Linked DNA regions of Homo sapiens: region 1 is linked to region 2. A link is a contact called in ENCODE Hi-C or POLR2A ChIA-PET data. All regions are on one chromosome and are shown on one strand. The core of a region is the stretch at or near the end of the contact, and the rest is flanking DNA. Distances in the headings are between cores, read along the strand shown. Region 1 has its middle 160 kb from the start of FNDC3A. Region 2 has its middle 130 kb from the start of CYSLTR2.

Evidence for each region. Hi-C counts contacts between places; a loop is a spot of excess contacts on that map. ChIA-PET counts read pairs that join two places held with the same protein, here RNA polymerase II (POLR2A). Pooled maps may share reads with other maps.
Region 1: POLR2A ChIA-PET joins it to region 2 with 21 read pairs in AG04450. The contact joins two enhancer-like sites. A Hi-C loop is called at or near these places in 3 of 168 maps with a recorded cell type or tissue (CD14-positive monocyte, astrocyte of the cerebellum and endothelial cell of umbilical vein) and 1 of 50 pooled maps. POLR2A ChIA-PET finds 5 or more read pairs at or near these places in 6 of 52 experiments (AG04450, GM12878, MCF 10A and 3 more).

Annotation. Positions count from the first base shown.
Region 1 is chr13:48,814,501-48,821,388 of GRCh38, forward strand. No RefSeq gene overlaps it. Among named protein-coding and RNA genes, the nearest start is that of FNDC3A, 160 kb to the right of the region's middle. Within about 2 kb of position 4,316, at least 3 of the 41 ENCODE cell types and tissues checked have a DNase peak (open chromatin) inside an H3K27ac peak, as active enhancers do.
Region 2 is chr13:48,780,205-48,786,942 of GRCh38, forward strand. No RefSeq gene overlaps it. Among named protein-coding and RNA genes, the nearest start is that of CYSLTR2, 130 kb to the left of the region's middle. Within about 2 kb of position 3,332, at least 6 of the 41 ENCODE cell types and tissues checked have a DNase peak (open chromatin) inside an H3K27ac peak, as active enhancers do.

The sequences.
Region 1 (6,888 bases), core at 3,066-5,565, 35 kb after region 2:
CCAGATAGTAAATATTTTAGGCTTTGTGGGTTATATAGGGTCTTCTTCTCCTCTTCCTCTTCTCCCTTCACCTTCTCTCCCTCCTCCTCCTTCCACTTCTTCACAACCCTTTAAAAATATAATGAATATTCTTAGCTTGGAAGCTGTACAAAAACAGGCTGTGGGCCATGTTTGGCCCATGGACTGGTAGTTTGCCCACTCCTTAATATTCGAAATATATATTAGCACAGTAAAGACTCTGAAAAGATCTGTAAGATAAAAATCTGTTTAACCAGATTTATCCCAAACTTATTGGACCAGAAAACTCTTTTTCTCTTAACCATTTCATATCTCACATAATTAGTTTTCCATGGAAAATACTTTGGAAAATTCTGACCTTTTTTATATAGAGAGAATAATAAAATTTATCCCTACTATATAAAGAAACACTCCAAATGGCTTAAAGACATAAATAGAAAAAGTACCAGAGACTATCTCTGTGGCCTTGGAGTATGACTATATTCCCAAGCAAGATTCCAAAAAAATTAAGCACTAGGCAAAAATTATGAATTTGACTACATCAATATTAAGGATTTCTGTTCAACAAATAGCATGACAGAAAAACTTAACAATTGCATAAAAGATTGGGAGAAAATATTTGCAATGTTAAAAACCATAAAAGATTAATATTTCAAGGAAATTTTGTCAATTAATAAGAAAAAGATTGGGACTCTAAAAGAAATGCAGGTAAATGATGTCAATAAGCAATGTATAAAAGGGGAAATCAGAATGGCTAACAAATATATGTTTAGCTGCATTAGCAATTGTAGGAATGCAAATTGAAAAAAGAATAAAATACTCCTTTATACTATGCATAAGTTGGCAAATATTTTTAAAATTAGATAATAGCCAATATTAGCAAGTGTGTAGGAAAATGGCTTTTCTCATGCACTGCTTGTGAAAGCATAAAACCAGTGCAACCATTCTGGAGAAAAAAATTGGCAAAACTTAGTGAAATTTAGTACATCTAGTTTCACTCTTGAGTCTAAACCCAGAGGAAAGTATCCATAGATCCAAAGATGACAGGTACAAAGAAGTTCATCACAGCATTTTATTTCATGGTAGGGAAGGGATACTGGGAGGCAAAATAGCTGCTCATCAGCAACCAAGGGATGGATAAATAAAATACAGCTGAAGCTCATATGGAATACTATACAGCAGCCAGAAACAATAAACTGGAGGTACATAAAGCAACATGAATAGAGCTCCTGAAACTAGTGTTAAGTAAAAAAAGTAAAATTCTGGGCCAGGCTCAGTGGCTCACACCTGTAATCCCAGCAGTTTGGGAGGCCGAGGCAGGCAGATCACATGAGGTCAGAGGTTCGAGACCAGCTTGGCCAACATGGAGAAATCCTACCTCTACTAAAAATACAAAATTAGCCAGGTGTGGTGGCACATGCCTGTAACCCCAGCTACATGGACGCTGAGGCAGGAGAATTGCATGAACACGGGAGGTGGAGGTTGCAGTGAGCCAAGATCATGCCGTTGAACTCCAGCCTGGGCAACAAGAGCAAAACTCCATCTCAACAACAACAACAAAAAAGTAAAATTCTGATCGCACTACAGACAGTGAGATCTATAGCATAATGTCAATTATAAAACTAAAAACATATATACATATTTTTATATATCATATACATACTAAACATAATGGTGGGGTATCATAAATAAAGGGGAAAAATAATATAAGTAGAGATGAGGTTTCACCATGTTGGCCAGGCTGGTCTTGAATTCCCGACCTCAGGTGATTCACCTGCCTCGGCCTCCCAAAGTGCTGGGATTACAGGTGTGAGCCACTGTGCTTGGCCAATTTTTTTTTAATACAGATTACCACTGTCAAGATTGTAAATAATTCACTGGTTATAATTCTTAAATTTTATACCAAAATTATATGATTTTCCCAAAGAATACATTATCCTAAGTCCTTGCAGTATAATTTTATTAGTATGGCTTTTGAACTATTCATGTCCCCTATGTAAACAAAAGCTCTCAGTGAAAAGGCAGTTCATTTTGAGAGGTACTGTAATATATGTAAGAGTATCTTGAGTGTGTGGAAATAACATGGATTGATTTTCCCTAGGTGGAGAAGCAGGATGAAGCAAATACATCTAATACTTCCTCATTCACTCTACGTTTGCATATTTGTATCAATTTCAAATGAAATTGCAACTATAATCTGCCTATGTTACAAGATCAGAGTAAATTCCCTATAGCAAAATAATCAAAGCAAAAAACAAAAAACAAATGCACACATGAGGAACTCAACAAAAAGAGCTGAATTAGAGCTTTTCAGCACACACTCCGAAAAACATAAACACAAAGCAACCACAGGCAGGCTATAAATTGTCCTGAGTTACACAATGGAGTGATAAGACAGAGATGACCTGGAAGATGTGAGCTGGCGGGACTGTCTGAGATTGATTAGTTGGCTGCCTTAATGCACAGGTAATAGGATGCCTTTCAGCTCCAGTCTGCCTATTTTAGTCCAAATTTGTTTTCCCTCCTGCCTTAAAAATTAGAAGAGTCCCTGTCACTTCAGTTCTGCAATTATATGGAAGCTCATTCATCTCACAATACTCCAAAATACACAAATGCCATCCTTTTTTTGCTATGCAACACAAAATGCAGTGCTCTTTTATCTAATGCCATCAACACGCAATCTCACAACGTACTTCTGAAGAAATTGATTCCAAAATTTAGCAAAATGTCAAGGTTTGGAGAGGAGATGAGAAAAAGAGACAACACTATAATAGATGCTAAGAAGAGAGCCAGGAGCAAGCTGCAAAATTGAAGATACCAGATGTGAAAGTGAAACCATCTCTATTTCATAGCAAACCTGAGCAGCAAACAATGATTCCAAACCTGCAAAGTGGAGCGCATGTGTGGTGAAAGGAATGACAGGCTATGTCATTGGGAAAGTGGAGAATTTCAGAGCCTAATTTTGGGAGTAGCCAGAAAACCAACCAAACAAATTGATTTGGAAGAGAGAGGTATGGAACTTTATGCAGAGGTGACAATCGTCAGGATAAAGGCCAGCTTAGGAGTAGATGCACAACTTTCAGCATGCCAGGTGTCTCCTACATGAAAAGTTGTGTTTTGGGCAGCCTTCTCCAAGCCTCCATCTATGTGATCCTAAACTGATGTCTCTTGGGGAGAACTCTAGCCTAATCCAGTCCAGAGCTTTCACATGTAGGTTTGTGAGCTGTCAACATGAGTATTCTGATATCAGAGGGGACTTGTACACAGAAAACACTATCGTTATCAGATAGAAATCAAATTAGTTGATTAAATACAAATTTAAAACCTTGTTTACTTTAAGGACTTGAGGTTTAACTTAAAAATGTTATTGGGCTATTATATCTGATCCATTCACATCAAACATTCTAAGCATCTGTAACAAGGAACTCCCCTTTCAAAATTAGTTAATCAAATACCTTTTAACACTTTAAGCCTCATTAATAAAAATAATGCATTTCATTTTTTCAGCCCTTCAAATGCCTAAATGGCTTCTGGCTTACAACCAGAAGAAGCAATAGCTTCTTCAAATACTTAGAAGGTTTTGTAAAATGAATGAATTAAAATGTTAAGCTCTTTTAAACAGTCTAATACTGGTTATAGGCCAAGTCCATTTTTCTTATGCTGTTTTTGCTTATATGAGAAGCCTAAATTCAAATACACATTTTAAATCAAATGCATAAGACTTACATGTCAGTTTCTCCAATGTAACAAATTCTCTGTGACATGACACGAGCTTTTACTAGCAAGCATTTATTAAATATCATTACACTTGACACACAAGTATCAATACTATGTGTTGGTTATATTTTATCATCTCTATCTTCAGTTCTTCCTATCTTATATTTCATATCTTAGGTGAGTTGAAGTTACCACCTTAATGGTGGCCACTATAGGATCATTATCTCAGGCAGCCAGAGATTGCTTATTGGGCAGAGATCTGAGGTCAGAATGCAGGGCTGAGGCATGAACAAATCCAAAGGGATTATTTCTGAGTCATTGAAGGACAAAGTTTTTATTTTCTTACCACTTTAACAGCCTCCTTTATGGGAATTTATCATCTGTATATTAGTCACCAACTCTAGCTGTCTTAAGCCAAAGGAATTTGTTGGAGAAACATAAGGGCTCAGAAAATCAACAGGAGGCTGGAGTAACAGGCATTAAGCAACTAAAACCAGCTGGAACTAATGGCACTGGAGGACCAGGCAGTAAGAACACAGCTACAGCCACACAGCAGAATGGACTGGTCAAACACTGCCCCATCCCTGATACAAATGGCCTGTTTCTTCCATCCTTTCAGCACTTGCTCAAGACTCAAGTTCCTGAGATGGTGAATCCAATTGGTTGAGCCCAGATCATGTGCCCATCCCCCACGGCAAAAGAGCATGGATTCTTTTCCATTTCCTTAGAGGCAGGGATGTACTCTCTCTGCCATTAAGAAGACACATGTGGGAGAAAGCTAATCCCCTTAAATGAAATCAGGATGCTATGGAAAGGAGATTGATGTAGGGCTGCCAAACACAACAGATGACCACCATTTCCTACCCATTATCTTGTGTTTCAAAATCCATGACTAATCCTTTTGATATCACCATTCTCGTAACCCCACATTTTTATTATATCTCATAACCCCCCAGCTTACCTTTATTCACCTTTAATCCACATCTTTTGAAAAGATATTAATTTGGGGCTAAATCACCAATGGTTTGGGATTTTTAAAACTATTTTTCAAATCAATTTCATAACCTGCAAAATATTTCACGGATGTGAAGTGTGAAGACAGTCTATCACCATCCCCTGCAGAAGAAGTCTAAATGAGACATTACCTTCCCAGGCACCGAGTTGGTTCCTCAGATTAGGACATTGGGTTTCTAGTACACATCTGGGACAAATAAAGGTTTTGTTTTTTTCTTAAGCTTCTGATTTATAGGTCAACAAAACAGCATGTTCTCTGCAAAAATGCTCTTAAGATGCATGGTATTTCTCTAGTGAGACAAACATGCCATTTAATAGTCATCAGATATTTATAAGGTGACAATTCATTCACTTCACTGTTGCCCCATTGCTGTTCAGGAAAGGCTTCAAAGTCCAGCCTTCATTCCTGGCTCTTCCGTGCCAGGCAAACCTCCTTGCCAGGAGTCTTCACTGAGGTTACTCTTCACAGTGCCTGCTGTGGCAAACAAAGCCACATCGTGGCACATGGCACCTATCAGTGACTTGGTATTAGGACCAAAGTTAACATTTGGTAAACAAGTCTGCTGCCTTCAATTCCCCTCAAATCACTTTTCCTTTTACACAATCATTTGGTCATGGTAATGGAGTCCACACAGAAGAGTGGTAAAAAGAGTGGCATTTCTCTGAGCCAGCATCAACCTGCAGAATAGGAATAGGACTCTCACTTCTTTTGTGCCACACGCCTACAAACGCTGACCCTCCCTCTCCAGAGCCCTGCTGCAGAATAGGTATAGCCTTTCTGTCTCCTGGAGACAAAAACTTACACCAGCTCCTGCAACGATCTGGGATGTATTATGTAATGCTTACTCTGTATTACCTGTGGTGAGTCACCATGTCATTTTGCACTTGTCTATACCAAATAAATCCTTAACAAAAATGCGCAAAGTTGCTGATGGAAGAGGAAGCTGTTGATAACTTTCTTTCCATCATTTGGAGCCACATCACATAACTTGTCCTATGTTATTTTTTGGAAGTAGTTTTATTCCTGGCTTGTTGGTCTCTGGCTACTTATCTTACTGTAGCATATCTCATTAGGAGATAAAAGAGATCAGATTCTATTTGTTATGCCTTATTTGTCGTCCTTAGAATCACAACACAGCATTCACATATCACATACCATGGGACTGTTAAAAAATACAAAAACAAAGTATATTCTGCCCCATTCAAGCTCAATAAATACTTGTTGACAGACTGCCAAACTCTATCCAAAAACAGAAGAAATGCCAATTGTGCAATGATTCCTCTTTATAACAAATACAAGGGCATTCATTAATTCACTCACTAAATTTATTGAGTGCCACCATGCCAAGCACTGGGCTAGACACAGGGGAAATAATAATACACAAATCATTCCCCTGCTCTCCTGGAACAACAAATATTAATAAGAACTACACAGATAAGACAAACTGCAGTGATGACCAATGTTAGGAGGAGATGCAAAAGGCCACACAAGACTACGAATGGGAGCTGATTAGTTAAGCAGGTCAGGAGAGTCTCCCTGAAGAAATGGTACTTGAACTGAGATCAGAAAAATGAAGGGAGGATATTTAGCTGAACAGAGAAGAGCACCCAAGGCTAAGAAAATAGCCTTGGGGTAGGAGGAAGCTTTGATGGCAAGCACAAAGAACTGGAAGGTCTTTGTGCCTGCACAGAGTGAGTGAGGGGAAGTGGGCTGGACAGGAGCCTGAAAACCTAGCTACACATCTTGCCAAGGAGTTTGTCTTCTCCTAAGAACTATGGATTGAAAGATCTCTTAGATTGAAACAAGAAGGTCAGGACTGGGTTTGAGAATGGGAAGCGTGAAAACTGTGGGCACCAGTCATTTTCCCTCACAAGCTTTTTGGAGCCTTAGAGTAGACATGGGAATAGCATGGATGAAAGACACCATTGGGGGTGCAAGGCCTTCCAGGTGTCCCTTCTGTTTCTCCTGTGTCTTGGGGTGTCAGCCATGGCCAGCACTTGTCAGAGTGACCAAGTCTTTAAATGTGAAAGTCACTGTACCGTGGGGTATCCAGGATTTCTTCTCCCACCCCACATGAGGTCAGCAGTTCTGCCACTCAGCAGCCCTCATGGCCCAGGCCTGAAGTCCAATATCTGAAT
Region 2 (6,738 bases), core at 2,082-4,581:
ACATATTGTTCCATATTTATTTCTGCCTGGGATAAATGGCCAGAACATATATTGCATCCTGTAAGAAAGTACTACATCCTTGCAAAATGTTGCTTCCCTGCTGCCAAAATAACTGAGTCTTCAATAGATCTTTCTGCCTTTCTCTAAATCTGGCTACTTCTAAGCAATTAGATACATGGTAAAAATAAGTAAAACAAAACCACATGGAATTCAACCACTTAATCTTCTTTCTTTTGTGGTAAAATGAGTTCCTTGCTCCAAATCAAGGTTGTATGGGATATCATGATGGACAAAAAGACATTCAGTAAGACCATGGATGGGGTGACGGAGAAACAATGGCAGATATGGAAAAAAAAATCCAAATTTATTTAAACAGTAGCTATTTAGTTTGTGATTTTTTTTTATCCATTCTGCCAATCTGCACCTTTTAAGTGGAACATTTAAACCATTTACAGTCAACATTAGTATTGAGATGTGAGGTACTGTTCCAGTCATTATGTTGATTGTTACCTAGTGAATTTGTTATCTTCATTGTGTTATTTTTTATAATACATATGAATTTTATGCTTTCAGGAGTTTCTATTCTGGTTTGTATTAACTTTTTGTTTCAAGATTTAGAGGTCCTTTTAGCATTTCTTATAGGGCTGGTCCACTATTGATAAATTCCCTCAGCATTTGCTTGTCTGAGAAAGACTTTATTTCTCCTTCATTTCTGAAACTTAGTTTTGCTGGATACAAAATTCTTGGCTGAAAGTAATTCTGTTTAAGGAGACTAAAGATAGAACCCCAATCCCTTCGGGCTTATAAGATTTCTGCTGAGAAGCCTGCTGTTAGTCTGATAGGTTTTCCTTTACAGGTTACCTGATGTTTTTGTCTAACTCCTCTTAGAATTATTTCCTTTATGTTGACTTTAGGTAGCCTGATGACTATACGCCTTGATGATGTCCTTTTTGCAAGGAATCCCAGGAGTTCTTTGAGCTTCTTATATTTGAATGTCTAAATCTCTAGCAGGGCCAGGAAATTTTCCTCTGTTATTCCCTCAAATAGGTTTCCCAAACTGTTTGCTTTTCCAAACTGTTTAAATAAATCCAAATTTGTTTAAACAGTAGCTATTTACTTTGTACCAAAGAACAAAGAACACTTATAATTATTAGATTTGGCTGTTTTATATAATCCCATATTTCTTGGATTTTTTTTCATTCTTTTTCTTTATTTTTGTCTGATTGAGTTAAATCAAAAGCCTTGTCTTTAAGCTCTGAAATTCTTTCTTCTATTTGGTCTAGTCTATTGTTAAAAACTTTCCACTGCATTTTGTAGTTCCCTAAATGTATATTTCATTTCCAGATGTTCTGATTGGTTTTTCTTTAAAATATCTATCTTTTTAGAAAAATTTTCATTTATATCCTGAATCTTTTTTAAATTTCTTTATATTAGTTTTCACCTTTCTCTTGTATCTGCTTGAGTAACTTAATAATCTTTTGAATGTTTTATCTAGTATTTCAAGCATTTCATCTTGTTTTGGATCCACCGCTGGAGAGTTAGTGTGATCTTTTGGAGGTTTTATAGAATCTCATTTTTTCATAGTTCCAGAATTATTTTTCTGGCTCTTTCTCATTTGGTGGACTCTTTCTTCTAATTTTTTAAATTTTTTTATTAGACTTTAATTTCTTTTTTGCCCCCTTGAAGATGTGACTTTAATGTTTATAGTTTATTGTCACCTAGCTTCAGCTCTGAGTGCTTTCAGTGATGAAGACTCTGGATGAGTTCCTTGGTTATAAAGAATCTTGGCTCATACCTGTAATCCCAACACTTTGGGAGACCAAGGCAGGTGGGTCACCTGAGGTCAGAAGTTCAAGACGAGCCTGGCTAACATGGTGAAACACCATGTTAGCTGAGCATGGTAGCACATACCTGTAATCCCAGCTACTTGGAAGGCTGAGGCAGGAGAATCACTTGAATCCAGAAGGCAGAGGTTGCAGTGAGCTGAGATTATGCCACTGCACTCCAGCCTGGGTGACAGAGTGAGACTCTGTTTCCAAAAAAAAAAAAAAATCTTTATGTGACAGCTTTCTCACATGCTGGTCGCAGCAGTGATGTGCTGGGTGTGTGAGCAGTTTCACATCTCCTGTGAGGTTGGAAAGGCAGAAATCTCAAGAAGCTTATTTCATACCCCAGTGGTGTGCACTTAAAAAATTTTTTTCCCTCTGTCTTTTATTAACTGGGTTGAACAATTCAGGCTTCGGGACAGTAGAAAGTGCCCATGGGTAAAAACTAGCTGTGGCTAAAGTAAATAGGTAAATGCAATACTCCAGTGGTTGGCAGAGGTCCCAGCCTTGACAGAGGTGGTTGGGGGAGCTCTCAGTGAAATGCACTAAGGTCTTTTCTGAGGGAAGGGAGGAAGCTACCACAGTTCTCCCTCCAGGCTAGCAGGAAAACAATCTGCTTCCCAGTCACACTCCTGACACAGCGTCCTGGCTATTTTGATTGGACAGTCACCTCTTTTCCTCTCCAAGAATTCTGATGTTCTGCGTAGAGAGGGGTTGTGACTTTACCTCTTATGCAAGCCTGAACCTGGAGGGCACCCATCCTGTGGGGATGCAGTGTTCCAGAAAGGCTGTCTACAGATGCACCCAGGCAGAACTCCCATGGGAGAAGTCAGAGCTTTGTCTGCAGTGGTGGGTGAGAGGGAGAAGTCCTCTTCTCCAATACCCTTTACAAGCACCAGGGCTGCCTGACTGTTGGGTTAAAGCTACACACTTTCCTCACCGATCCCAACACTGTACCTGTGTCTCTGCTGAAAGAAACTTCCCATGAGTGGAAAGTTCAGGGACTCAAGGCCTGTACTTTGGTTTATTTTGTCCCACATGGTGCTCCCTTAATGTGGTACCCTCCCCCTTCCCCTAGGAATGGCAGTCCCTCAGGGCCAGACTACTGTGAATCCTGCTGCTTTTCTGGATCTAGTTACCCACTGGAGCTGCCAGACTCCATGCTGGTGCTGGAGAATGTTTGCAAGGGATCTAGTGATGTGACCTGTCCTCTAGTCTTCCAGCGGTGGGTACCAGCAGCAGCTGATGAGAGTGATAGGTGAGTGACGCAGACTCTGATATTTCCTTGGTTATAAATAGCTTTGGTGTGTTAGCTTTCTCAAATGCCAGCTGCAATAGTAATGTGCTGGACACGTGAACCAACTCAAGACCTCCTGGTTAGCCAGGGTGATGCAGGCAATGACGATAGCTGAATTTACGCAAAAGTTTTCTCCTTCCTGAGTGCTATGTTATTGTGCCTGCAGATGTTGTAATGGGCTGTACCCGTTGGCCTCCAGCCAGGAAGTAGTGTTTGCGAAAGAGCACCATCTGCAGTGGTAGTGGTGGAATTTGTGTTTGTTTTATGTTAGCCAGTGAAGGTACTCTGGTGTCTCAGGCAAGGGGTGGGGCCATGGAGCTCCCAAATGTGCCTGTCCATGGGGTTACATTATTGGGGGGCTGCGGGGAGGGGTGGAGGGGCAAAGATGGCTTGAGGCTGGGTTAGATAAGTCAACATTCTGGCTCTCCACGTACAGGCACAAGCTGCAGCCCCAAAGGGGGTCAGGTAGCAGTTCTCTAGCCGCTAGGGTAATGTTCCAGGGAGGAGCGCAGCTGCCTCTGTTCCACAAAAAATATCCACAAAAGGAGCAAGGGGTAGCAGGGTACAGTAAGCCCCACTCAGCTCCCATGCACTTGGCAAGGCAGGTTTCACACACAGTGTTCTGCTTACAGCAGCTAGCTGGGTTCCAGGCAGCCTGCACTCAGAACTCAAAATTGCCCCAGGCCATAAGCCTTCCCCATAAAGACAGAAACTGCAGCTGTCAGGCCATGCCCTCCTGGTCCACCCATGAAGTGGGGCATCCAGCTTTTACACCCATGATGATAGCACACTTCCCACTCGCCCCTTGGTTCTGGCCAACAGGGTTAGTACTCACCCAAGATTATTTCACAAATATTATTTGGGAGCATCTCTCAACCTGAGACTGCAGCTCAAGTTAGCTGGCAGACTTCCATGAGGTCACCTATGAGATAGGATGAGGAATGGCTTCCCTTTATCCTTACTGGAATATGGGAGTGCACCCCCACCCCCAACCACTATGTTTATGAGCCCACTGAACAAAATTTAGGATGGCTGAAAAAGGGGCTGATGACATGCACAAGTTAGGTCAGCTTCCTGTTCTTTGTTTCACAGCTAGAATGAGCAGATAATGCATAATTACCCCAAAAACTCAGTCCGGATGCTTACTTGGGGGTCCCACCGTCAGTCTCTAAGAGGGCCTACTAGCAAGCCAAGAGATATTTTTCAAAGGTGAATTGCTCCTTTACTTGCTTCAAAACCTTAGGGGAATCCCCTGTAAAAACACCACTGCAACTTTCTACAGGCCTCAATGGACATCATAATCTGTCACAAATACTTTGGGCACTGTTACTCTGCCATTACATCCTTGACCAGTGACAATTCTCTTGTTCCAGGTTCCACTCAAAGTGCTTATCTTTCAACTAGTAATAGGTAGAAGCAGAATACCCAAACATGGTATATGTTTACTATAAAATTCAAACATTTTCACCAAGTAGTTTCTTTTGTCCCATTGGTAGTAGTTACAAGATGTAGCAACTAGTCTTTGACTTTGAAGGTTATCCCAATGTGCCTCAGACTACTTAGCCTCAAAAAACTTCTCTGAGGTATCAAGCCTAATGTTTTATAGGTTTTATCTCCTAACAGCTGGCATCCTCCAACATAGCAACACATATTGGGTTACAGCAACTTTTTGCTCCCCCGACGTCTATCTCATCTATGTCATGGGACACCATGCTTTTCTATGAGATGATGAGATAATCAAGTTCCCTGCAAACTAACTTGTGGCACAAGGTCAGAAAATTGATGTAACCCAGAGGCAATACCGTGAAGGTATGCTGTCTTCCCACTAAGTAAAAGCAGATTACCTCTGGTGTTTTCTGCTTTTGGGGGTAGAGATCAATAGCTACATACCACCACATGCCATGAGATGTCTATACATGTCTCAGTAAAGAGACCATATCTACAAGAGTAATTGCAATTGGAATCACTCCCTGATTGAGGTTACAATAACTTTCTGTCATTATCCAAAGCCTGTTCATTTTTAATACTGGCCAAAATGTCAAAAAGGTATGTGAAAGTACAGTCATCCCTTGGTATCTGTGAGGGATTGGTTCCAGAACCTCCCACAGATACCAAAATCCATGAATGTTCAAGTCCCTGATATAGGCAAATGGCATAGTATTTGCATACAACATATACACATCCTCCCATATACTTTAAATCATCTCTAGATTACTTATGATACCTAATACAATATAAGTGCCATGTAAATAGTTGTCATACTGTATTGTTTAGAGAATAATGACAAGAAAAAACATCTGTACATGTTTGGTACAGATGCAATTTTTTCTCAAATATTTTTTATTTGTGGCCAGTTGAATCCATGGATACAGAATCCACAGATATAGAGGGCTGACTGTATATCTTTTCAGGTCCATAATGATGGAATTTATGTTGTTAATTTTACCAAATACTATGGATTGAATTGTGTTCCCCCAAAATTCATATGTTAAAGCCCTAACCCCCAGTGTGATTTTATTTGGAGATAGAGTCTTTAGCAGATTATTAAGGTTAAGTGAGGTCCTAAAAATAGAGTCCTAATGTTGCAGAACTGTGGCCTTATAAGAAAAGGAAGATTCTCTCTCTCTCTCTCTCTCTCTCTCTCTCTCTCTCTCTCTCTCTCTCTCCCCTTTCCTCTGTCTGGCTTTTTGTGGCTGTGTGTTTGTTGTTTAACCGGTAGATTGAACCCAGTGTTTCTGCCAAATGAAATGCATGGATCAATGCAGCTTGATCTAAAGTTATATTCTTTACTCTTTGGTTTAGTACCTCCACATCTATTTCCACAAGTATTCAAAATATTTGCTGATATAAACTGGTAACCTTTTGCAATTGTTTAGTTATGAAGTCTTTTCCTTCTGGGTTTGACTTTGTAATTGGATTCCCGGTCACGCTGGGTTCTGACCCTGGTTTGAAGTGTAAAAATAATGAGAAGGAGGGAAGATGGGGTTTGAGGAGAATTGGTCAACCCTTTCCAGGTAATTAGCTTAGATAAGGTCATTTTAAAGTTTCAAGCAAAATAACCATAGCCTCATAAGACTGTAAAGACAGCCTGCTTCCACTGACAAGAGAGTGCCAGTGGGGTTTTGCTGTGGAGTGTACTCTAAATATGGGGGAACATATTCACTTTTTTACAGTGTGCTCCAACATTCCTTCATTCCAGATTTCAGGGTTCCAGTCTTTCCCAAACAATGCCTGAATTCTCATACAAGAAACCTGGCAAAACTGTGACTTCAACTCATGTTATAATTCAAAAACCCTTTGGTGTCAAATTTTGAGGGCTTTTGTTTGTTCATTGATTTGGTTTGTTGGTTTATTCTTTTTGTTTTTATTTTTTTTATTTTTTTCGGTTCTAAATTACTGGCTTAAAGCATGGACTGAAGATCAGGAATTGGAACTTGTTAGTTTCTCTTTGTAAGTGTCCAGACCATGGGAAACAAGCCTCCCATTCCTAGCGCTGATTTTCATACCATTCAGAGTTCTTGATTGCAAGCAACATAATCCAACTCTAGCTAATTGGAGCAAAGAAATAGTTTATTAAAAAGTTATTTGGCGGCCGGGCATGGTGGCTCACGCCTG